Linked DNA regions of Mus musculus: region 2 is linked to region 1. A link is a loop called in an ENCODE intact Hi-C map of the cell type or tissue named here. Cell type or tissue: left cerebral cortex. All regions are shown on one strand. Links, peaks and the distances in the headings refer to the core of each region. The heading gives the core; the rest is flanking DNA. Region 1 holds the start of Agbl2 (ATP/GTP binding protein-like 2). Region 2 holds the start of Mtch2 (mitochondrial carrier 2).

What was found. Hi-C counts contacts between places; a loop is a spot of excess contacts. Peaks named below come from ENCODE experiments on the same cell type or tissue, not always from the same donor. Only the 100,000 strongest peaks of a DNase experiment are listed, where the experiment ranks them.
Region 2: a loop joins it to region 1, with 2.2 times the contacts of the local background. A loop is called at or near these places in 5 of 42 quality-filtered maps.

Annotation. Positions count from the first base shown.
Region 1 is chr2:90,779,495-90,790,970 of GRCm38, forward strand. It overlaps Agbl2 (ATP/GTP binding protein-like 2), which reads left to right and starts at 3,233. Exons shown (of 18, transcript NM_178755.4): 1 at 3,233-3,266; 2 at 4,082-4,179; 3 at 4,492-4,631; 4 at 9,439-9,573; 5 at 10,285-10,338. The coding sequence starts at 4,532. It overlaps Fnbp4 (formin binding protein 4), which reads left to right. Exons shown (of 17, transcript NM_018828.3): 17 at 67-1,527. The coding sequence ends at 157. In left cerebral cortex, for the core only: a CTCF peak has its summit at 6,454 (motif pointing right); no DNase peak of the experiment used is centred there.
Region 2 is chr2:90,837,892-90,849,367 of GRCm38, forward strand. It overlaps Mtch2 (mitochondrial carrier 2), which reads left to right and starts at 9,264. Exons shown (of 13, transcript NM_019758.3): 1 at 9,264-9,494. The coding sequence starts at 9,408. In left cerebral cortex, for the core only: no CTCF peak of the experiment used is centred there; a DNase peak (open chromatin) is centred at 6,020; H3K27ac peaks cover 35 bases.

The DNA.
Region 1 (11,476 bases), core at 4,079-9,078:
TTTTCAGTTTCAATTAGAGTTCAGTCCTCCTTGAATGAAGTAATAATATGCAAATTGTTTTCACAGTGGCCTGGCAGAAAGAAATGCTAATTTTGAAGCCCTTCCTGAGGATTGGCGAGCAAGACTGAAGAGAAGGAAAATGGCTCCCAGCACATAGTTTTCATTTTGTTTTATGTTCAGTCTTAACCAGATTTAAACTGTTGTCAAATGAACTGTAAAATGTTATGAGGAAGAACATATACATTTCCTGGGCAAGGATGCGTGCATACAAAGTTGTCCATTTATGAAGTGTAGTTTTTCTGTTTGCTGAATGAGGAATTGCTTTGACCTGGCTGTCTTTATTCTCACACTGGCAAACTTAGCATGTTAGATAGGAGTCAGACATGTGAGTCATGGGCACGAAATCTCTGTATAGGACTTGCTGGCAAAAGTGAAGGGCTTTCCTGCCCAGTAGAGGCTTGTTTAGTTCTAGTGTGGCACTCTCCCTCCCTTCTCCTCCAAACAAGTGCAATTAAGGCAGCTCTGTATCCTCCCTTGCTTGACCATCAGGATCTCTATCTGACCTCCTCAAAGTCTGCTCGCCTGAAGTGTTGATCTGTGCTGATGGCCACACACACCCTAGAATGCTCGCTTTGCAGCACAGGCAGGAGCAGCAGCAAGCAGCAGGTGTTTAGATCCTTGGTTTTGAGAAATTCCCCCCTAAGTATGTGGCAATAAGTATAAGCCACTTTGTGTATTGTCTTCATTGTCTTACCCACTTCAGAAATACCCCTTCCTTCTATGTGTGGACATGTTCTCCATAAGATTCCAGTATTTAAGACACGTTCACTGTTGTGTACTTTCTGTTGTATCACAATCAGGAAAGGTCACTTTAAACTGAAGGGAAAAGCAAATTGTGTCTTAAAGCTGTTTGTATTTCTCCAGTTTCTGACATTGTAAATTTGTATATATACACCAATAAAGCTCTTTTTATACTTCTCATTGGTTATCCTTTTGCTCTTCTAAGCATGTTACCCTACATAACTAGGACTTAGTGTGTGCCCATTCTTAGTTGTTCCAATCAGACTTAGTGCAGAACATGCACTGACATTTGAACATCGGGAAAGTGATGGCTTGGGGATATAGGAAGACAGGGTTTTAAGAAACATACACAGTTTCCGATAAGATGGTGCCATTTTCTGGAGCTTGTACCCTGTTAATAATATACCTGATATTTGACCTACTTAAGTCCTAGAAACAATGTAATATGGGGGAGAAAGGTGCTTTATAGCTTTTTATTAAGTAATACAAAGCTGATTATGGAAAGTAATAGATATTTAAGATTATAATCACAATAGTTAACCAAAGATAATAGTTTGAATTTTATTCTAGTATATTCCTATGCAGTTCAATTTTTTTTACTTGTATTACAGTGTATTAGATTTTATTTATCATGCGCTGTTGGGATGCCCATTTTGTACATAAAATTGTTTTGTAATTTGCATAGAGTAAATTTCTACAAATAAAGATTATCAAATAGCTGTTAAAGCTTTTGTCTTGATTAGCAGTTTTCCATGCTGGTAGGAATTGCTGGAGAGCAGCAGCAGCCTCCTCAGTGTCCCTATGCATGAGTCGGGTGGGCCAGCTTTTGGGTGGTCTCACTCACTTGCCACCTTTGCTTATAACTAGTTTTGCTAACTAGTGTTTTGGTGTAGAAGATTTTTTTCCCCATTATATCTAGAAGGTAGAGAATAAAGATCTGATAACAGTGCAGAGCAGTTGGGAGGAGGGCGTTCTCTCTAGAGTACTAATCTGGCCTGTCCCAGCTTAATTGAGGGATTGTGGGCCCAGCTTTTATGAGTCAATTACTCTTTAACTTTTTGTTAAAGATTTCTTTACATATATGGATGTTTTGTCTGCATATACATCTATCTACACCAGAAGAGGGATCCCATAGGACTATAGTTGTGAGGCACCAGGTGGATGCTAGGATTTGAATTCAGGAAGTGCAGCCAGTGCTCTTTGCCTCTGAGTCATCTCTTCAGCTCTGAGGTTTGCCCTTAAAATAGCACATCTTTACTTTTAGACAATAGGGTCATTTAGTCGATGGAGACTCACACAAGTCCTTGAACAAGTCTCAAGTAACAGTGGGGCTCAGCTCTGAAAGCTCTTCCAGATGATCCAAATTTGGTTTCCAGCGTCCACAAGACCACATCGGGTCTCCCACTCTAGGGAGACCTCTGACCTCAGTGGGCGGGCACCTGCACTCACAACAAGCACACGGATTAAAACAATGTTTAAAAATCAAGGCTGGGGGGCTGGTGAGATGGCTCAGTGGGTAAGAGCACCCGACTGCTCTTCCGAAGGTCCAGAGTTCAAATCCCAGCAACCACATGGTGGCTCACAACCATCCGTAACGAGATCTGACTCCCTCTTCTGGAGTGTCTGACTTACATATAATAATAAATAAATCTTTAAAAAAAAAAAAACAAGGCTGGCTAGATAGTCTAGAAGGTTTGTGTTTGCCTGGCACTTGAAACTCATGCAAAGGCAGAAGGGAAGAACTGACTCCATAAAGTGTACACATGTTCCCCTGCTCATCCTGCACATGCAAACAAGAGTGAAGGGGAGGCGGCTGGTGAGGTTGTTCAGGGGCTAAAAGCACTTGCTCTTTGAGCAGCACCCACTTAGCAATTCAAACAGCTCACAACTGCAGGTAACTAGCTCCCTAGGGATCTGAAACCTAGCCTCCAGGTGAACACACACACACACACACACACACACATTTTTTTAAAAAGGAATAATTACTATTTTAAACCAAATCAAGACAAGGCAGGGATGGGGGAAGGACATTTTACGTTTGTCAAAGGGAGAAGAAATGAAGTAAACTAGAATGAACCTGATTCCTTCTCTCTAGGACTGACCTCGTGTTCTCCTAGTGTATCTGCTCTTTTTAAATAACTCTTGGCTGCTTGCTACATACAGTTCTAACCCTCACCAGCCCCCAAAGGAATAGAAGCTTCAGGCCCTTGAACAAAGTAAATTACCTTTACAACTACCGAAAGTAGAAATATGAAGGCCCTCGGCACTGTTCTACTCATCAGTCCCCAGACTGTGTCTGTAAAGTTTGAGATGAAATTTGAATCAGTAAACCGTTGGAATGTGAAACGCAAGTTGCCTGACATCCCAAGGCTCGCAGCTTACAGATGAGGGCGGGGTCCTGCCCTCCTTCCGCTTCTGGCTCCCGGTTGCTAGGCTCCCAGGGTCCTCGCAGAAAACTCCAGCAGGTGAGCTGAGGGACTGGGCCTGCGAAGGAGCGCCCTAGCTGGCAGGGGACAAGCAGGGGATCCCAGGCAGGAAGGGAGTGAGAGGACAGGAAGTGCAGGGGGGCGAGGAGAGTGCCGGGGGGGGGGGGCGGAATGGGGAGAGGGGGGCAGAGGGCGAGGAGGGCAGGGGGCAAGGAGCTTTGGGACGGACAGGACTCCAGGCTGGCCTCTGCAGAAAGAGTGAGAGTGGAGAGATGGAGAAGCTCCTGCAGCGTCCACCCGGCCTGGGGACCAGCTGCGGGGAAGGGGTAGCCAGGCAGCGCGGTGTCACCCCGCGGGCTCCGGTGGAAACTTCTGCTCTGTCCTTCCTTGGGCTTGCCTCTGGGCAGTCCACACTCCGAGGCAGGGCGCTCAGAACTGAACGTTTCCAGGGCTCTCGCTTCCGACCCCTGACCTTTCCTTTTCAACTGCTCTGAGGCGACTCTGCGCGTGCCCCCAACCCGGTTCCTTTCCCTTTTCTGCGGCGTCCTGGTGTTGGGCATCTGTTCTCAGCGTAAACTAAGCATGGGGCCAATGAGGCTCCTGGTGAATCTAGTGGACCAGGCGTGGGGACACGCAGAGCGCCCCAGCTCCTCAGGTGTGTGCTGGCAACCACCATCCTCTCCTTTCGTAAGACGCCGGCTTGGCAAGAGTTTAACCCCCGAGTGGTTGTGGGTGTGAAAGGGCAGGGTCTGCAGATTTGGTGTTATTTGTTGGCGGTGGTGGTTGGTTAGGTTTCTTTTCACTTTTCCTACGGGGATTTGTAACTTCTGTGTAATCAGCTGTTTGGAAATCAGGCAGATATTGCAGCTGGGTACGGTGCTACTAACTCGCCTACATCATACTATGCGGCAGTAACATGTTCCCGGCGTTGGAAACAGAACTAAAGCCGGAGGTTGGTACACTCTTTTTCCGATAACTTCGCAGAAACCCAATCCAAGGTCAGAAGGTTCACTGTGGTGGCATGCTGGTCCAGCTGGAGGTATATTTGGGGCGGCGGAAGGATGGGCTTTTTAGCCCCGGTTGGCATGGAACTCACTCTGTTGCCCGGACTACCCTTGAACTTGAGTTCTCCTCCTACCTCTGCTTCCCTGGTGCTGGGAGTACTAGTGTTTGCCACCAGACCTGTTGGAGATTATGATTCCCAAAATAGAATAATTCACTATTTGCCTGGCGTTTGCTTGTTTTGTTCCCGTATCCTATGCAGCGTGTTTGGTGCTTTTGGTTAAGAAGTCAGTGTCATCTGAATGAATGTCCTGCTTGAGATGGCTTTTCTTTCACAGACTCTTCCTGATCCCTATGAGGACTTTATTCACCATCACCTCCAGTATTATGGATATTTCAAAGGTAACACTTCCTTCTCTCCAGCATCCACGGGTTGAACTGTTGTATTTACTGAAAGAACTGTTTGGATGAGACTGGGACGCTGTTTCTAGATGATTAGTTAAAAAGTGCTTCCTACTCCCAATTGAACGGAACCACCTCTGTCAAGGTGCACTTACTATATGCAAAAGCACAAATGTCTCTTCTAGGCTCTTTAGTTTATTGGCCTGTTTTTCTACTGATGCACTAGTAAATTAGCAGCTCTGAATTGCTCCACGACACTAAAGAAGATTCCTTTTTACCACTATGTAGTCCGACTGCTAAGGAACTCACTCTCCTGTCTTAGCCTCTTGCACCGTTCCGTGCAGCTGTGATAGTCTTCATCTCTGGACACTTGTTTCCTATCACCTTGTTCTTCAAAAGCGTCTCACCTTTTCCTGAGTCTTTGTTTCTCTCTCTTCTTTTTTCTCTTTTGATTCTGGACATAGAACTTCTGTTCAATTCAGTGCAAGCACTCTGCTAAGCTGCGTTTGAGTCCCCTGTATGTACATTTTAAAATTAGTTTGTGACATTAAAAAATTTTAGGAACTGAGGTTGTAGCTCAGTGGTAGGACACTTGTCTAACATTACCCAAGAGCTACATTCAATCCCCAGAACCTTGAAATCTTTTATTTTTATTTATTTATTTATTTATTTATTTAGGTTTTTTCGAGACATGGTTTCCAGCCTGGTCTACAAAGTGAGTTCCAGGACAGCCAGGACTACACAGAGAGATCCTGTCTCAGGGTCTCAAGGGAAACACACACACACACACACACACACACACACAGAGAGAGAGAGAGAGAGAGAGAGAGAGAGAGAGAGAGAGAGAGAATATATATATATATATGGCTCTGTTGATGGAGTGCCTCCCTAGCATAGTTGAGATCCCTTTTTTTTTTTTTTTTTTTTTTTGGGTTTTCGAGACAGGGTTTCTCTGTATAGCTCTGGCTGTCCTGGAACTCACTTTGTAGACCAGGCTGGCCTCGAACTCAGAAATCCGCCTGCCTCTGCCTCCCAAGTGCTGGGATTAAAGGCGTGTGCCACCACGCCCGGCTGAGATCCCTGTTTTGAGCACCAGCATCTTATAACTGGAGGCATGATAGCACCAGCACTTGGGAAACAGATTCAGGAGGATGGAAGTTCATGGTTATCCTCAATTACACAGTGAACACTGGAATTTGGATCCCCAGAAACCGTCGTAAATGCTGGGTGGGCTGGCGACCCGCCCGTAATCCCAGCACTGGAAGGCATAGACAGAGCAAGTTGTTGAGCAGGACTAGACACGTCATCAAGTTCTGCATTTAATTGTGAACGGCTACCTCAGTGGACAAGGTAGAACAATTGAGTGAGTCCCAATGCCAACCCCATGCCTCCACTTGCATGTGCACACATGTGCATGCATAGCTACACACTTGCAAGACACGTGCAAGTTGAGGACCTCCTGGGCTACACAGCAAAATCAAGCTATCTAGACTTCTACAATGTTTAAAATACCGTCTCAGCAAACAAACCACAAAATTTATTGCACTTGGATTAAATGTATAGATTAAGTGAAATTTTCCAAGAAATGATAAATTTTTGCCAGGCATGGTGGTCTGTGCCTTTAATCTCAGCATGGTCTACACAGTGAGTTCTGGGACAACCAAATCTGTCCTGACTTTGTAGAGATCTGCATCCCAAGATAAATTTTCAGTAGTGGGGGATCTAAGATCTGGATGTGTTTCTTCTTTTGCTTAAGTATTTAATGTCTTTTCAAATGGTATTTATTTATTATAAGTACACTGTAGCTATCTTCACACACACCAGAAGGGGGCACCTGATCTCATTACAGATCGTTGTGAGCCACCATGTGGTTGCTGGGATTTGAACTCGTGACCTCTGGAAGAGCAGTCAGTGCTCTTAACCGCTGAGCCATCTCTCCAGCCCTATTTAATGTCTTTTAATAAAACTTTTTGGTTTTTTAATTTTTAAGATTTTTTTTTATGTATATGGGTGTGTTTTTGATGTTTTTGTTTGGTTTTGGTTTGTTTTTTTGAGACAGGGTTTCTCTATGTGGCTAGCCCTGGGTGTCCTGGAGCTCACTTTATAGACAAGGCTGACCTAGAACTCAAAAATCTATCTGCGTCTGCCTCCCAAGTGCTGGGATTAAAGGCTTGGCTACCACCATCTGGTGGTTTATGTCTCTTATAACCTCAAGCTCATCCGCATTGATACACTTCTTCCAACATGACCTTCCCAAGAAGTATCATAACATATTCTAACACATAAGCCTATGGAAACCATTCTCATTCAAACTGCCATACAAGTTAAATGCCCTTAAAAATGATTTACTTTTATTTGGGGGGTGGAGCACACGCACGGGTTTTATTAGGATTTCTATTGCTGCAATGAAACTCCATGACCTAAGAGCAATTTGGTTGGTCCTAGGTTTATAAGAAAGTAGGGCAGCACTCCTCCACAGTCTCTGCATCAGCTCCTGCCTCCAAGTTCCTGTCCTGATTTTCTTTGATGATGAACCATGATAAGAAAGTGTAAGCCAGCCAGGCGTGGTTGCGCACACCTTTAGTCCCAGCACTTGGCAGGCAGAGGCAAGTGGATTTCTGAGTTCGAGGCCAGCCTGGTCTACAGAGTAAGTTCCAGGACAGCCAGGGCTACACAGGGAAACCCTGTCTCGAAAAAACAAAACAAAAACAAACAAACAAAAAAAAGTATAAGCCAAAAAAAATGTCATCATCAATTTTTTTTTAAAGATTTATTTATTATTATATGTAAGTACACTGTAGCTGTCTTCAGACACTCCAGAAGAGGGAGTCAGATCTCGTTACAGATGGTTGTAAGCCACCATGTGTGGTTGCTGGGATTTGAACTCTGGACCTTCGGAAGAGCAGTCGGGTGCTCTTACCCACTGAACCATCTCACCAGCCCAGTTATCATCAATTTTAAAAAGTGCCCTACAGGCTTACCTAGAGACGGATCTAACAGAGGCATTTTCTTAATTAGGTTCCCTCCTCTCTCTAGCTTGTGTCAAGTTTACATAAAACAAGCCGGTTTGGTGTGTTTCCCTATGTTGTGTAGAAAGCCAGGATATGTTTTATAGAGCCCCAGGTATGGTGAGGTGGGAGAGGTGCCATGATGAAGCATCCCTTCCCCCTAAGGTACCAGCCATATGACCAGTGCAGTATAGAGACATGGGAAGGGGCGTTGAGAAGGGAGCAGAGACAAAGACGGAGAGAGGGGGTAGATGAGGAGGGGAGAGAGGGAGAAAGGGTCAGGGAGAAAGAAGGGACAGAGAGAGCAAGAGAGAGAGAGAAGGGGCCAAACAGCCCCCTTTATAGTAAGCCAGGCCTACCTGGCAATAGCCAGGTAACTTTTGGATGGAGCTTAGAAGGAATGCCAACACCTTGCATGTTTCTATGTGTGCTATGTACATGCCTGGTGCCTTTAGAGGCCAGAAAAGTGTATCATATCTCCCTGGAATTTGAGTGACAGGTGGCTGTTAAGCCACCATGTGGGTGCTGGGAACTGAGTGTGGGTCCTGGGAAAGAGCAGTGAGTTCTCCATCATCCTCAGCTGCAGTGTGTGTAGATGTGTGTGTGCACAAACCATTATTTACATGCGGTGGGCAGAGAGCAACTTCAGGAGTTGGTTCTCTCCTTCCACTGTGTTGGCCCCGAGGGTCCAGCTAGGGGCTTGTTTGTATGTTGTGTTGGGTTTGGTTTGGTTCAGCCCTGGGTTATTTGATTTATTTTTGTTTTTCAAGACAGAATTTCTCTGTGTAGTCTTGGCTATCCTGGAACTCATTTTATAGACCAGGCTGGCCTCAAACTCAGAGATCTGCCTGTCTCTACCTCCCAAGTGCTGGGACTGATGGTATAAGCCACAACACCTAGCATTTTTTTTTTCCATTTGTGTTTTGTTTTGTTTTGCTTTAATCCTTTGAGACAGGGTCATTTGTAACCCAGGTTAATCTTCACCACAATATATAGCTTTACTTTGATTGTTCACTTTTGCAGTTCTAGGGTACATGCCTAGGCCTTGCTCATATTATCTACATATATTATTTGAGCTAGACCTACAAATCTTAGTGTTTGAAGGCAAAGTCTTGCTGTGTAGTCTAACTGGTTTCAGCCTCACAGTCTGCTGCCTTCGTCTAACCACAATGACCAGCTGAATATTAACTGTAATTCTGGCAACCTCGCTTCATGTTCTTATTAACCATTTCTACTTTAGTGCTAATTTGTTGAAGAGAGAACTTCAGCTTGATGGACCCAATAAGTGTCCTTAGGACAGAAAGGCTTTGGATGCAAGGTGTGGTGGCACACACCTTTAATCCCAGCATTTGGGTCTCTCTGAGCTTGAGGGCCTGGTCTACATAGTGAGTTCCAGGAGAGTCAAAGTTACATAGTGAGACCTGTATCTTAAATTTAAAACAACTTTTGCCACAGCACTTTGCTCTCGCTCTGGTCCCTGCCCTCACTTGGTTCGCTTTCCTTCCTCTTAGAGACACTAAATTTCTGCCTTCTAAGCCATTTATCCCGTTACACAGTGGTCTTAACCTTTATTCTCTTTCTTCTTTGCTCAAATGGGAATAATTATTCTCCCTCTGCATACATTGGAATGTTGAGAGATCTTTAAAAAAAAATGGGACCTGTTATAATAAAAAACCTGTTATGGACAATGGTAATACAAGTAATGGTTTGAGTGGTCAGGATTTTAATATTGACCTCAGCACCGGAGACCCTGAACCAACCAACCAACAAGCAACCTGAACTAAACCACTTATTCTTAGCTCAGAAAAGCAGCCTGCCAAACTCAGGCACTCATCAGCGCGTTTGGAGGAACAGCCCTCGGTACATGTTGAATGGCTCTTTTGGAGAAAGAGATGATTTCATCTCGGACAGTTTGGAAAAAGAGATGCTTCTGTGTGAGTAACAGCCAGTAGCCCTGCCCCAGCCGCCTACCCCCACCCGGAACCTCAGTGCCTTGAAAACTCCATAGAGATCAGCACTGCCTGTCTCCCAAAAACTTCCCCCACTCCGCCCCAACAGTATTTTATTTTTATTATTTTTAAATTGTGTGTGTGTGTGTGTGTGTGTGTATGTGTGTGTGTGTATGTATGTGTGTGTCTGTGTGTGTCTGTATGTGTGTGTATGTGTGTGTGTGTCTGTGTCTGTGTGTGTGTGTGCACGCGCGCGTGTGTGTGTGTGTGTATGTGTGTGTGTGTGTGTGTGTGTGTGTATGTATGTGTGTGTGTGTGTCTGTGTGTGTGTGTGTCTGTGTGTGTGTGTGTGTTGTGTGGTCATATGCACACGAGTGCCCTGAAGACCAGGCTTGGGATCCCCTAGAGCTAGAGCTATGGGAGACTGAGCTTCCCGTCTGACTGGTGCTGGAATCTGAACCTCAGACCACTACAAGATCAGCAAGCAGTCTTAATCCCCGAGCCATCCCTCCAGCCTCCGGCTTTCTTTTAAATTCACTTTGCCATCTTTTAGAATGGTTATTGTCTCAGCCAGTAATTACTGGGTAAAGACCTATATCAAAATTCAGGGGCCTGGTGTGGGGATGAAAAGGACAAAGAGATGGGAGACAGTGGACAAAACAAATAAGCAAATGGTGCTCCCTTCTTTCTTCCTAGGGCCTACCTGTTTATCTTCAACTGGGCATGCTCACATAGACGCTGTAAACAGAGGTACCAATCTTCAGATGAGTATAGCAGGACTCTGAAGTTCAGTTTGTTGATTGCTGCACAATAAGTTTTGTTTTCAATGTGTGCGTTTGCATGGTGTATGCTCATACATGTTTTCAGGTGTGTATGCACACACTTAAAGGCCCGATGTCAATTGGTGTATGTCTTTGGTGGTTGTATGAAATGCCTCTCAATCTTTTTTTTTTTTTTTTAAAGATTTATTTATTTATTTCATGTATCTGAGTGCACTGTAGCTGTCTTCAGACACACCAGAAGAGGGCATCAGACCTCATTACAGATAAATGGTTGTGAGCCACCATGTGGTTGCTGGGAATTGAACTCAGGACCTCTGGAAGAGCAGTCAGTGCTCTTAACCGCTGAGCCCTCAATCTTATTTTTTGAGACAAGGTCTTTCTTCCTGAACCTGGAGTTCACTGAGCTTCAGGGGTTTCCTATTTCTGACCCACCCCTGGGGCTACAAACCTGCACCCTTATGTGTGTTTCCATGTGTCTGGCCTCTGAATTCACACCCTCACCCTTCCACAGCAAACAGTTTGCCAACTGAGCCATCTCCCCAGCACTTGAGAATTTTTTTATCATCTTATTTTCTTTCCTTTCTTCTTCTCTCTGTGTATCTTTTTGTCTGTCTATCTGCCATGTATATGTAACTAAAAGTTGCATTTACACAAGGTAGGTGTGTGTGTGTGTGTGTGTGTGTGTGTGTGTGTGTGTGTGTGTGTAGAGGCTGGAGAACAACACTGAGTGCCATTCTCAAAAATGATGCCCACAAGCGTATGTCACTGTGCCAGCATTTCCACCGTGTTCTGGGGGTTGAATTTAGGTCTGTGTGCTTCTTTCACTACAGTCACTGAAGGTTTTTTTGTGCTTTCCCTGACAATGTTGATAGGAGAATTGAAAGTCCTCACTGTTGCAAGATCTTGGACCTATTAATTTGAATTTTAAAATTTATATGTAGCTGGATGGTAATGGCACATGCCTTTATTTCCATCACTCTATGTGAGTTCAAGGCCAGCCTGGTCTCCAGAGTGAGTTTCAGGACAGTCAAAGCTATACAGAGAAACCCTGTTTTGAAAAAAACAAAAAAACAAAACAACAACAACAACAAACACCCAAGCCGGGC
Region 2 (11,476 bases), core at 3,069-8,068, 57 kb after region 1:
GAAATAAACATTCCTCAGCATATCAGCGGCCACAACACATTGTAAAAGGTGTTCACACACAAGCAGACTGCAATGCTCCTCAGAGAAGTAATACAAGCAGAAGAATAAAACCAGACATGCTGACACATGTCTGTAATCCGAGCATGGGGAGGTAGAGGCAAGAGGTCAAGGTCATCCTTAGTTATATAGAAAGTGCAGGTTCAAGGTCGGCCTGGAATACTTGACACTCAGTCAAAACAAAAGTAGGCAATGTAAGTGCAGCAGAGAATGTCTTCCTTTCGTCTTAAAGAATGGCCTCGGGCTGGCGAGATGGCTCAATGGGTAAGAGCACTGACTGCTCTTCCAAAGGTCCCGAGTTCAAATTCCAGTAACCACATGGTGGCTCACAACCACCACCGGTAATGAGATCGGACGCCCTCTTCTGGAGTGTCTGAAGACAGCTACAGTGTACTTACATATAATAAATAAATCTTAAAAAAAAAAGAATGGCCTCATTGTTGTTATTATTATTATTTTAAAGATTTATTATTATACATAAGTACACTGTAGCTGACTTCAGATGCACCAGAAAAGGGCATCAGATCTCATTACAGGTAGTTGTGAGCCACCATGCAGTTACTGGGATTTGAACTCAGAACCTTTGGAAGAGCAGTCATTACTCTTACCCACTGAGCCATCTCACCAGTTCTTATCATCATCATCATTATCATCACCATCACCCTCATCCTCCTCATCCTCTTCCTCCTCTTTCTCTTCATTATTATATAAATTGAACTTAATTTGGTGGCAAAAAACTGAAGGATCCTGCCCGGCATGACTTGTTATAGACATTGCAACAAGTTGAGCTCCCAGCAACCTCATCTTTCCAGCAGACCCAGATTTCTCAACAGCCACACTGTTTATATTTCAGCCATTGCTAAATGTCTCTTGGGGAACAAAATTGCCCCTTGTTAAAACACACTGGTCTCAGTCAGCTATTGGCTCAGGCGGTGGTGGCAGGTGAACCACTTCTATCCAGTGACTCATGGGGAGTTGTCTCTGGGGACACTTTGGAAAGGTTTTTCTTTTTTTCTTCAAAAAAAGGGTAATTTAGAAAAAAAAAAAAAAGACTCCTCTTGAGGTGAGAGTGTGGCTTGATTAGTGGGATGCTTGCCTAACATGCACAAAATGCTGGTTCAGTCTGCATAAGCCAGGCAGAAGAGTATATGCCTGTAATCCCAGCACTCAAAAGGTAGAAGCAGGAAGACAATAAATCTAAGGCCATTCTAGGCTATATGGGTAATATAGACTTTTAGGCTAGCCTAGGCTGTATGAGTCTCTCTCTCAAAAATATTCCCTTCTCTCCTCTGCATACCATTGTAACAGGGAATTTCTATACTTTTCTTACTGCCAACCTAAGGATGAAGAGCAGAGAGATTGAAGGAATATAGGTCTCTCTTAAATATATATATGTAACACACACATATAATGTTTTATAATATATATGTATATTATAAAAGATATATTTCTGTAGTGCAGTGCAAAGGGTATAGTGAGCATGGAAGCAATGAAGAGACTTCTACTGGAATCCAAGCCTTAGACAGACTCATCTAACTCAAAAGGAGGCCTGAATTCAAGTCCTCCTGTCTCATACAAATCTGCTTTATTATATAGCTCACTTGAATGAAGATTTTATGTTATCTGAAGCAGAAATTACAAGGCCATGAAACGCTCTGAAACCCAAGGAATGTAAACTAATGGGAGTGGTGTCAAACACATTCCTGTGTGGCCAGGGAAGGGAAAGGCTGAAGAGCAGACCAAAGACATTGTGGGTGGCAGGGAAGAAGAGAGACCTGCTGTTCAGTCTATCCTCATCCTAACCTAGGACCAGTCTTCTGAAGTCACACAGTCCCCTAGAGCCACTTGCCTCTCTAGCTTCTCAAGTGGAAAAACTGAGACTTACAGAGAGCCATGGACCCAAGGCCACAGAGCAAACCAGAACAGTTTGTCTAGGTTTCTGATGGCTGACCATATGACCTTTCCATTTCTACTGCCTCTCTCTCTCTCTCTGTCTCTGTCTCTCTCTCCTTCTTCCCTTCTTTCTTCCTCTCTTCTTTACTTTCTTTACTATGGATGGGTGTTTTCCCTGCATGTATGTACACCATGTGCATGCCTGATGCCCAAGGAGGCCAAAAGAAAGCAAGGATGCCTCAGGAGGGTATCAGATCATCTGGAACTGGAATTATAGATAGTTGTGACCAAACACGTGAGTACTGGGAACCAAATCCAGGTCCTCTGCAGTAGTAAGTGCTGGTAATCACTATCTTCATTACTTTTTTATTCTTGACAAAACACCACAATCAAGGAAACTCATAAAAAGAAAAATTTAATTTCAGACTTGTGGTTGCAGAGTATTAAGAGCCCACGATCATCATGGCAAGGAACACGGCAGCAGGTAGGCAGGCAGGCTGAGAGTCAGTAACTGAGATCTTACATCTTTATTTGCAAGTAGGAGACAGGGAGACCTAAGCAGGAATCCATGGGCTTTTGAAACTTCAAAGCCAGCCCCCAGTGACACAGCTCCTCTAACAAGACCCTGTCATTCCCAAACAGTTCCACCAACACGGGACAGAACATTCTCAATCAAACCACAACTCCTGAGCCATCTCTCTAGCCCCTACATATAATTTTAAAGACAAATCTTAGAGATAGAAATGGTGACACATGTTTAATCCCAGCACTTGGAAGGCAAAGGCAGGTGATCTCTAAGAGTTTGATGACCGCCTGGTTTACAGAAGGAGTTCTGGGTGAGCCAGGACTACATAGTGAGACCATGTCTCAAACAAGCAAGCAAGCAAACAAAAACCTCACAAATCTTAGAAAAAAAAAAAAAAAAGAAGAAGAAGAAGAATGGATTCTGAAGGCGCTGCTGTCCTGCAGTGACTCCTGCAGCTGCGTAGTAGTCTTTGCCTTCCCTTGAGGAGTCCCTCCAGTGAATACGATTATGGAGACTACAAAGCCCCAGAGGTAGTGTTGGTCCCTGTATTAGTGACTGTGATAAACACCATGACCAAAGTGATTTATGGAACAAAGAGTTTATTTTGGCTTACAGTTCCAGGTGAGTCGATATCAGAGGTAGAGGAATGACAGCAAGAGCAAGAACGTGAGAGATCACATTTTCAACTTCAAACATGAAACAGGGAAGCAAACTGGAAGTGGGGTGGTGTTATAAATTCTCAAGCCACCCCCTGACCCGTCCAGCAGGTCCAGTTATTCGAGGGTCTTGAGGGGACCTCCTCCTAAGAACCAAATGGGGGGTAGAGAGGAACGAGGGCCTTGTGCGAATAACAACACAGAAACCATTCTGGAATGCATCAAAGCCCCAAATGTATTAGTCAGGCCCGAGGTTTAAATGCACAAGCAAAAGGGGAAGTACAGATACTTATCAGTGGGAGGGGTAGGGCAAAACAAGCAAAAGGAGAAGTACTTATGGGAGGGGGGGCAATAGAAATTCTTTCTTTTGGCAGCTACACGGGGAAGTAGGAACTTGGTGGTATCAGGGTGTGGTCAGGACAACGGTGATGACTTAGGGCTGGAACATCCCGTGGTTGTTCTCAGAATCCATGTGTCGGTGGCCCACTTTTGACCCTCTTTTCTTCTCGGGGGGAGAGGCCCAATTTAGAGATCAAGAGTTGTCTTAATAGCTCCCAACAGGGGCTGGTGAGATGGCTCAGTGGGTAAGAGCACCCAACTGCTCTTCCGAAGGTCCAGAGTTCAAATCCCAGCAACCACATGGTGGCTTACAACCATCTGTAACAAGATCTGACTCCCTCTTCTGGAGTGTCTGAAGACAGCTACAGTGTACTTACATATAATAAATAAATAAATCTTAAAAAAAAAAAAAAAGAATGACATTGTCAAAAATAATAAAAAAAAAAACCCACACAACCAACAACAACAATAGCTCCCAACAACCCCCCAGTGATGCACTTCCTCCAGCAAGGCTCCCCCTGACCCCCAGACTACCAACCAGGGATCGAGTGTTCAGAAACATGAACCTATGGGGGACATTTTTGAGCCACTAAAGCCTCCTGAGGCAGAACTGGGGGCAGTGTTGAGTGAGTGGAAGCACAGAGACTCAGTCACCACTAGAAGCCTCTGGTGACTGGGTGTGATCTGTGGAAGAGGCTTCCCGGCTGACTTGATAGTTGGAATTGGCTGCCATTGGAAGGGAGAATTGGTGCTCTCTTTCTGCTTCTTGCTTGTGCTTATCCACCCACACACCTAGAGACTATGATGCTGCTGGAAAAGGAGGAAGACCTTACTCTAAAGCCTCCGCTGAGATCAGAACCTGCGAGGAAAGGAACATCTGTGGTGTCCTGGCTCCCCTTCCTTGGCAGCACTCTTGAAGGTATTAAGCTGGGGAATGCGGTGACTCTTGTACCCTTCTTTTTTAGATTTCTTATTTATGTGTGTATTTTGCCTGCATGTACGTACATCCTCCATCAAGTGTACACCTGAGGCCCAAGGTGGTCAGAAGAGCATGTGGGACTCTTGGAATTGGAATCGCAGATGGTTTTGAGCCTCCTTTGAGCACTAGGAACCTGAACTGGGTCCTCTGCAAGAGCAGCAAGTATTCTTAGCTTCTGAACCATCTCTCCTGCTTGTTTTTTTTTTTTTTTTAAACATTTCCCCCAGGGTATAATTTATAACAAAGTCAAAGACTTTTTCTGAATTAACAGTTGTAAGATCAAGGACCACACAGCCACACTGTGCTATGCCACCTGACAGGATTAGGTGCTTGAGTTTGCTCCCCCTTTCCTGGTATCATGTGTTTCATGTACTCCATGCCAACATCCAGCTCCATTGGTAGCCTCAGATGACCTTGAACTCATTCTTCTGACTTCAACTCCAGAGGCATGTTTGGCCGGATTTGTTTTCTGTTGTAACAAATTATTATTTCAAACAACTTTGTGGTAGAGTCTGCGTGTAAGACCACACGGTATGAATGGCACAAGTGGCTGTATGACTTAATTACCCACCTTTCTAAAGTAGCTTTACTCTATTTATTTGTTGGTTGGTGGGTTGGTTGGCTGATTGATTTTTCTGGAACTTGAGATCTTTAAAAGCAAAGGTCTGGTAAAATGGCTAAGTAGGTTCAGGCACTTGCTACCAAACCTGATGACCTGAACTCAGTCCCTACACCCACATGGTGAAAGGAGAGAACCCAATGTTGAAGCAGCCTCCTTCACAAGTTCAAAGGCAGTCCGGACCACAGAGTGAGACCCTGTCTCTCAGAAAGAAGGAAGGAATTATGGTGTCTTAGTCACTGTTCTATTGCTGTGAAGAGATACCATGGCCAAGCATTTAATTGGGAGCTTCCTTCCAGTTTGGGAGGGTTAGTCTGTTTTCATCACGGTGGGGAGCATGATGGTACACAGGAGGCCCCGAAGCAGTAGCTGAGAGCTACAGCCTGATCTATAGCAGCAGACAGACAGAGAACTCAGCCTGGCATTCAAATATATGAGTCTATGGGGGCATTCTTATTCAAACCACTACAGAAAAGAAAGAGAGAAGGAGCGAGGGAAGAGGAGGAAAGATCTTATTTATTGTGTACATGTTCTTGGGCATGTCATTGTACTCGTGTGGAAGTCAGAAGATAATTTCCATCGTGGGTTCTGGGGGTTTAAATCGGTCACCAGAATTGCATGGCAAATGATTGTACCTGCTAAGTCATTTTGTTGGCCCAGAAAATATTATTTTTCCCTGCCTGATGATCATATGCCTTTAATTTAAAACAAACAAAACAAAAAATAACAACAACAACAACAAAAACCAAGATTTCACTGTGTAGCCCTGGCTTTCCTGGTCTCAATCTGCCAAACAGGCTGGCCTTAAACTCACAGATATCCACCTGCCTCTGCCTTCCAAATGCTGGGATTAAAGGCTTGTGCCACCTCTTGGGGCCATATGCCTTTATTTTTATATTAGCACTGCAATGTTACTTTGGGGCAACTGTGCTATTCTGAGTCAGACAGTTTGAGTAGGCTTTGCAGCAGGCTGTGCATTTCGTTCCAGCTTTGAGGGAAAAGATGGGGCCTAGGCTCAAACTGACTTGCAGAGCCCATCCTGAATCACAAACAGTAGCTCTGAACAATGTGCACAATTCATCACAACCCCCAAAGATGTGTGTTAGAACTTCTGGGTTGAGAATGACTCCTTTGGTCCTAGAATGTGACCCTGTAAGGTGGGAGGTAAAACAGAACTCCTTGAGGTGACATCCTATCTAAAAGTGAAGCCTATAAGTACAGGCATCAACATATCAACTTGTGAGACCCTGGATGCAGCCTGTGGCCAGACTACTATAAATCAATATATTTTCTTCCTCCTAACCAGTTTAGATGGTTGCACTGAGAGAGTCCTAATTAAGCCAATATATAATAAAATTCACAAACTTGCAGGGGGGCGTGTAACAGAGTGTTTTAGGAGAGAGAGGCTAAGACAATTTAGAAAGAACACAAAGAAGGAGCTCTGTGAGATGCATTGGCCTTTTCTAGTTAACAGGAGCACTCGGAGCAGTGCCAGCAGCATGGAAGGGAGGTGGATACACATGCACTGGAGTCACTATGCCAATAAATATATACTGAGTACCTGGCACTGTTAGACAATGAGAACGACTGCAACCCCCGGAAGATATCAGCACTAGTTGAATGCGGTGCTGAGCCAGGAAGATTTCTGTATTTTCAAGGTTGCTTGGTCTATCTAGCAAGTTTAGACCAGCCATAGCTACATAGGGAGACCATGTTACCAACAAACAAAAGGAAGGAAGGAAGGAAGGAAGGAAGGAAGGAAGGAAGGAAGGAAGGAAGGAAGGAAGGGAAGGAGGGAGGGAGGGAGAGAGGAAGGAAGGAAGGAAGGAAGGAAGGAAGGAAGGAAGGAAGGAAGGAAGGAAGGAAGGAAGGAAGGGAGGAAGAGGATAGAGGAGGAGGATAGAGGGAAAGAGGCAAAGAAAGAAGCACACAAGGCACTAGTCAATAAGAAAATGAGAAAAACCTTGCACTCTTGTACCTCAGTGTCTTGTAATGATGGATAAGGAAAAACAGTTTTAAAGTAATATAGCAAATTGAAAAGAGCCATAAAGAAGAAAGGGACTGCAGGGCCATGTCTAAAATTTATAAGAGTGACCCAGTGAGCTTCGAGGCCAGCCTGATCTACAAAGTGAGTTCCAGGATAGCCAGGGCTATACAGAGAAACCCTGCCCAACAACCACATGAAGGCTCACAAACATCTGTACAGCTACAGTGTATCTTTTTTTAAAACTGAGAAATGAAACGTGGACCTCTTCCAGGTAAGACTATCCCAGCCTGGGAGTGGTTTAGCTGGTAAGCCCCTCTCTTTTCTGGGCTCTGTTTTCTGCCTCTGGGAAGTTTTCACATTACTTACCATCCCCTCTTTTCTTTTCCCAAAGCTGGCCTATGCCAAGGTGCTGTTCTCTCTCCCTCCCTCCCCACCTTTGACTTTTCTTATCCTCCTAGCTTGAATATAAGTTACTAAGTAACCCATTCTAGGGTCACCACACTGAACTCTTATCAGGGATTGTCATTCATATCACATCTTTACAAATGGCCCGTTTGAACTGTGCTCTTCCTTTACTTATAATTCCGACTCCAGTTCTCTGTCCCATAACGTCATGGGTAGCTTTTGCCATGAACCATTAGGAATGTGGTGGGACATCCTCAGGTGCCCAACCCTTCAGCCCCGCGACATTCTGAGCCTCTCATTGCTCACAGGCAAATAGAATTTTTTTTCCTTCACCACCCATGCACAAATACCCTTCTTAATGGTCTTGCTGTTTCTAAGTCATGTTGAGAACTGTGTTTAATTAAGAGCAACATGTAATTTTTTTAGAATAAAAAGCTACCATTTACTATTGCATTTTTGTTGTGTATGCCAGGCTAGGTCCATATTGCTTTGAGATAATGTTTTGAAGTGGATATTATTATACTTATTTGCTTAAAAGTTTTGAAGAGTTGGGATGACCTATATAAGGTCACACTGTAACTGGCAGAGGTAGACTTTGGATGAGGCCCATTGGACTTCAAAGCCCGTGTGCCTGACCTACAAACTGCCTCCCAATATCAGCTAGTTCTGGGCTGAATAGAAGGCCATATTAGGACTAACTTCTGTATTTCAGCCAATTTCTCAAAAACTCCATATATACAGTTTCACTTAATGTTCATAAAAATACACTGAGTTAGTTGCATTGTCCTTATATTTAGATACAAACACTAAAAAATTTAAAAAGGAAAGTGACACATGGATCCAAAAGGAAAGCCAGATTCCAAACTCGGTTCCTTGTTCATTCTCAGCAGTACACACTAAGTGCTTGCACTAAGTGGTGTCTGCTACAGAACAAAGGGGCCAGAGCTGGAGCAATGCCTTTTCTTCATTTTGCCTCTAACAGCCTGGGTAGCCCGATTGGCACTGAGCTTTAATAAATCTTGAGCACTGGTACATGCCAGGCACTGGGGGAAAATAGTGTACAAAGGCCATCTCGGTTCCTGAACCCAGAGTTGACACTCTCAACTGTCAAAGACAATTTCCCAGTGACAGGTGTCACAAGGCAACGGGTAGGAAATACGGATAAAATGGATTTCGAGTAGTCAGAGAAGACATGAAAAAAAAATTTTTTTTTTTGGTCAGTATGTCACCATGTAACCCTGGTTTACCGGGTATCCAGTTTGTAAACCAGATTAGCCTTGAACTCACATATCCACATTCCTCTGCCTCCCAAGTGCTGGATTAAGGGTCTGTGCCGCCACATCTGACCCCGAGGGGGCACATTTTGTTGTAGTTGCTTTTTCTTTCCAGTACTGAGGACTGAAAGCAAGGATGTCGGGAAGTGCTCTACCACTGAGCTAATGGTAAACGCAAAATCAGGGACCTGCAGAATTCACTGTTAAGCCAGACAGGATCTGTTGTTCATTAGACATGACAACTCTAACGGAAAACAACCATCAAACTTTACGTCGTCAAAGCCTGAAAGAGGATAGGAGTATAACTCAGTTCTTCCAGTTGTTAGTCCGCTGACCTTGCCTTTGCCGTCAGGGTCACCCCACCACCACCCCATCATTACCATTCCCTCCCTACTCCTTCCGGACACTTCCGGCTTGCGCAGGCGCAAGAGAAATCGCCTTTCCTAGAGGCGCGAGGAGCCCACGCCCAGACGCATGCGCGTCCCTCCCACAAGCCCCGCCCCAGGCGGCCCCTCGCGAGCGCCTGCCGTTTCTTTGGGCGGGCCGGTGGGCGGAGCCTAAGCGGGCGGCGCGCCGCGGGCGGGCCAGTGAAGCCGGCGCCCCCGACACGTGATCTGGAACCGGCTGTGTCGCTTGGTGACTCCGTCTGTCCGTCCGTCCGCGGGTGCCATCATGGCGGACGCGGCCAGTCAGGTGCTCCTGGGCTCCGGTCTCACCATCCTGTCCCAGCCGCTCATGTACGTGAAAGTGCTCATCCAGGTATGAGTCGTCGCCCTTTCCTTCCCCGCCCGCGTCCTGTCAGGTCGCCACCGCCCTCTGCGCCTTTGGGTTGGCTCTGCGTCCCAGGCCTTCACCCTCTCGAGATGCTGCCCTTCTCTCCCCTCAGGAACAACTTCCACGGCCTCGCGCCCCTCTCGGAGACATCCCGAGGCTCGCCCCGGGCAGGCCGGCTCCCTTTCTGCAGCCAACTGCCACCCTTGCCTTCCCTGGCCGGTGACTCTTCTCAACTTTGTTTTTCCTTTCCCTGATCCTGGCCGGTTGCCACCGAGGGCTTCCCAACCCTTTTCTTGTCGCCCCTCTGATACTGGCGTTCACCTCACCTCGTTCACTCCTCCTCAGCGAAATATCTCAAACTCGAGACGTGAAATAACTCATCTATGGGCAAATTTAAAATTCTAGGAAAGCCAACATCTTATTGTTCTTACTCGGTTTTTCTATTTGCTGTTTCTACTTCTATTCCCGTTCAGAGATTTTAACACCAGATACCCGGATATACACAAGGAGCGCATTGAGAAGTGATAATGAAATCAGATTTCCTGAGGATCCATTGAGCGCTTTCACAGTAACCCATGTGGTTCATGACAATGAAAATCACGTTGGTTAGAGCTGGAAATCAGTTCTGTTTAAACACTTTAGCGAGTTTAAATGTAACATCAAACCCCGGATGTCTCTCTTGCCTCCCTTGCCAATCTGCTATAAAATATTTCTAAAGTGGTCATTTATATTCATGGGTAAGGAGGCCTACTTTTAGCTGGTGATAGTATTTTCAATTGCTCTTCTAACTTTCCCTGTGCTGATCAGGGCCATTTTTAAGCATTTATTGAGGATTGCCATACCTCATGCATTGTGTGTCCTGGAAGGAAGCAGGCTTTAGAATCCCTGTCCTCAATGTTTACCATTCTGAAAAGAGAAAAAAAAAAAAGCAAGACTCTAGAATGGACTTCATTTTTAAATTGTTCTTCATACAAATTGTTGCTAAGTTGACTAATATAAGTGTAGATGTTGAAGCGCAGAGTGAAATCTGTGTCTAGAACAGAATTGACAGTATTTCGCAGTACACGTATGAACTCACTACTCAATAGTTCTCAAAGAACAGTGATTTTAGTGACATTCAGTGTTTTTGCCTCAACAATCCAATATCCTAAATTCTGATTTCACAATACCTCGTGCGTTGCCAAGTATCTCAGGAGGTTGATGAAATTCCCAAATACTACTTTAAAGCTGCACTTTCAGTGAGTTCAGAGAGGGGGTTTTAACTCAGAAGGAAGAATTGCAACAGTAGAGCCCAAACTGCCCTGTATTTTTTTTTTTAATCTCAAGTATCCCTTTGGCACTATAATCACTGAATATATTGTACAAATAAAATGGCAATCATTAATTTTTATGGCTCTGTATATTGCTAATGAGTCTGTACATTTAACGTGGACCTAAGTTGTAATTATTTTTGTAAGTGAATTACCCAGCTGTATGCATTTGCCTTTGTTGTCTAGTTATCCATGTAGGTAGGCATTTGACGATGGCTCAGTGAATATTTTATTTTGTTCAAATATGAAAAATATTGTAAAAAATATGTCAGCTTTATCGGTAAACTAGGCTTTCCTGACACAATGGTTTGTTTCCTTGTTCTGTTTTCAGTTTAATAATCTAGTCACATGGTTTACTCTATAGACTCAACTCAAAGGGAAAGTTGGAGTTTATTGAACCCAGTCTTAATCTATCCAGCAGAACAAAAGGCTGATAAGGATGATACTTCATCAATGACTTAAAAAAACTAAACTGCATTTTTATTTGTAAAAATTATGGGGCTGAGGAGGTAGCTTGCTGGCACTGAGCATAAGGATGGACATTGGGTCCATTTCAGCATCAAACAAACACATTTGAGCCTGGTTTTCTTTTTACAAGACCTTGTAGCCAAAGTATTCCTGGGTATTGCTCAGTGTTGATGCATTCCTTTGTTTTTA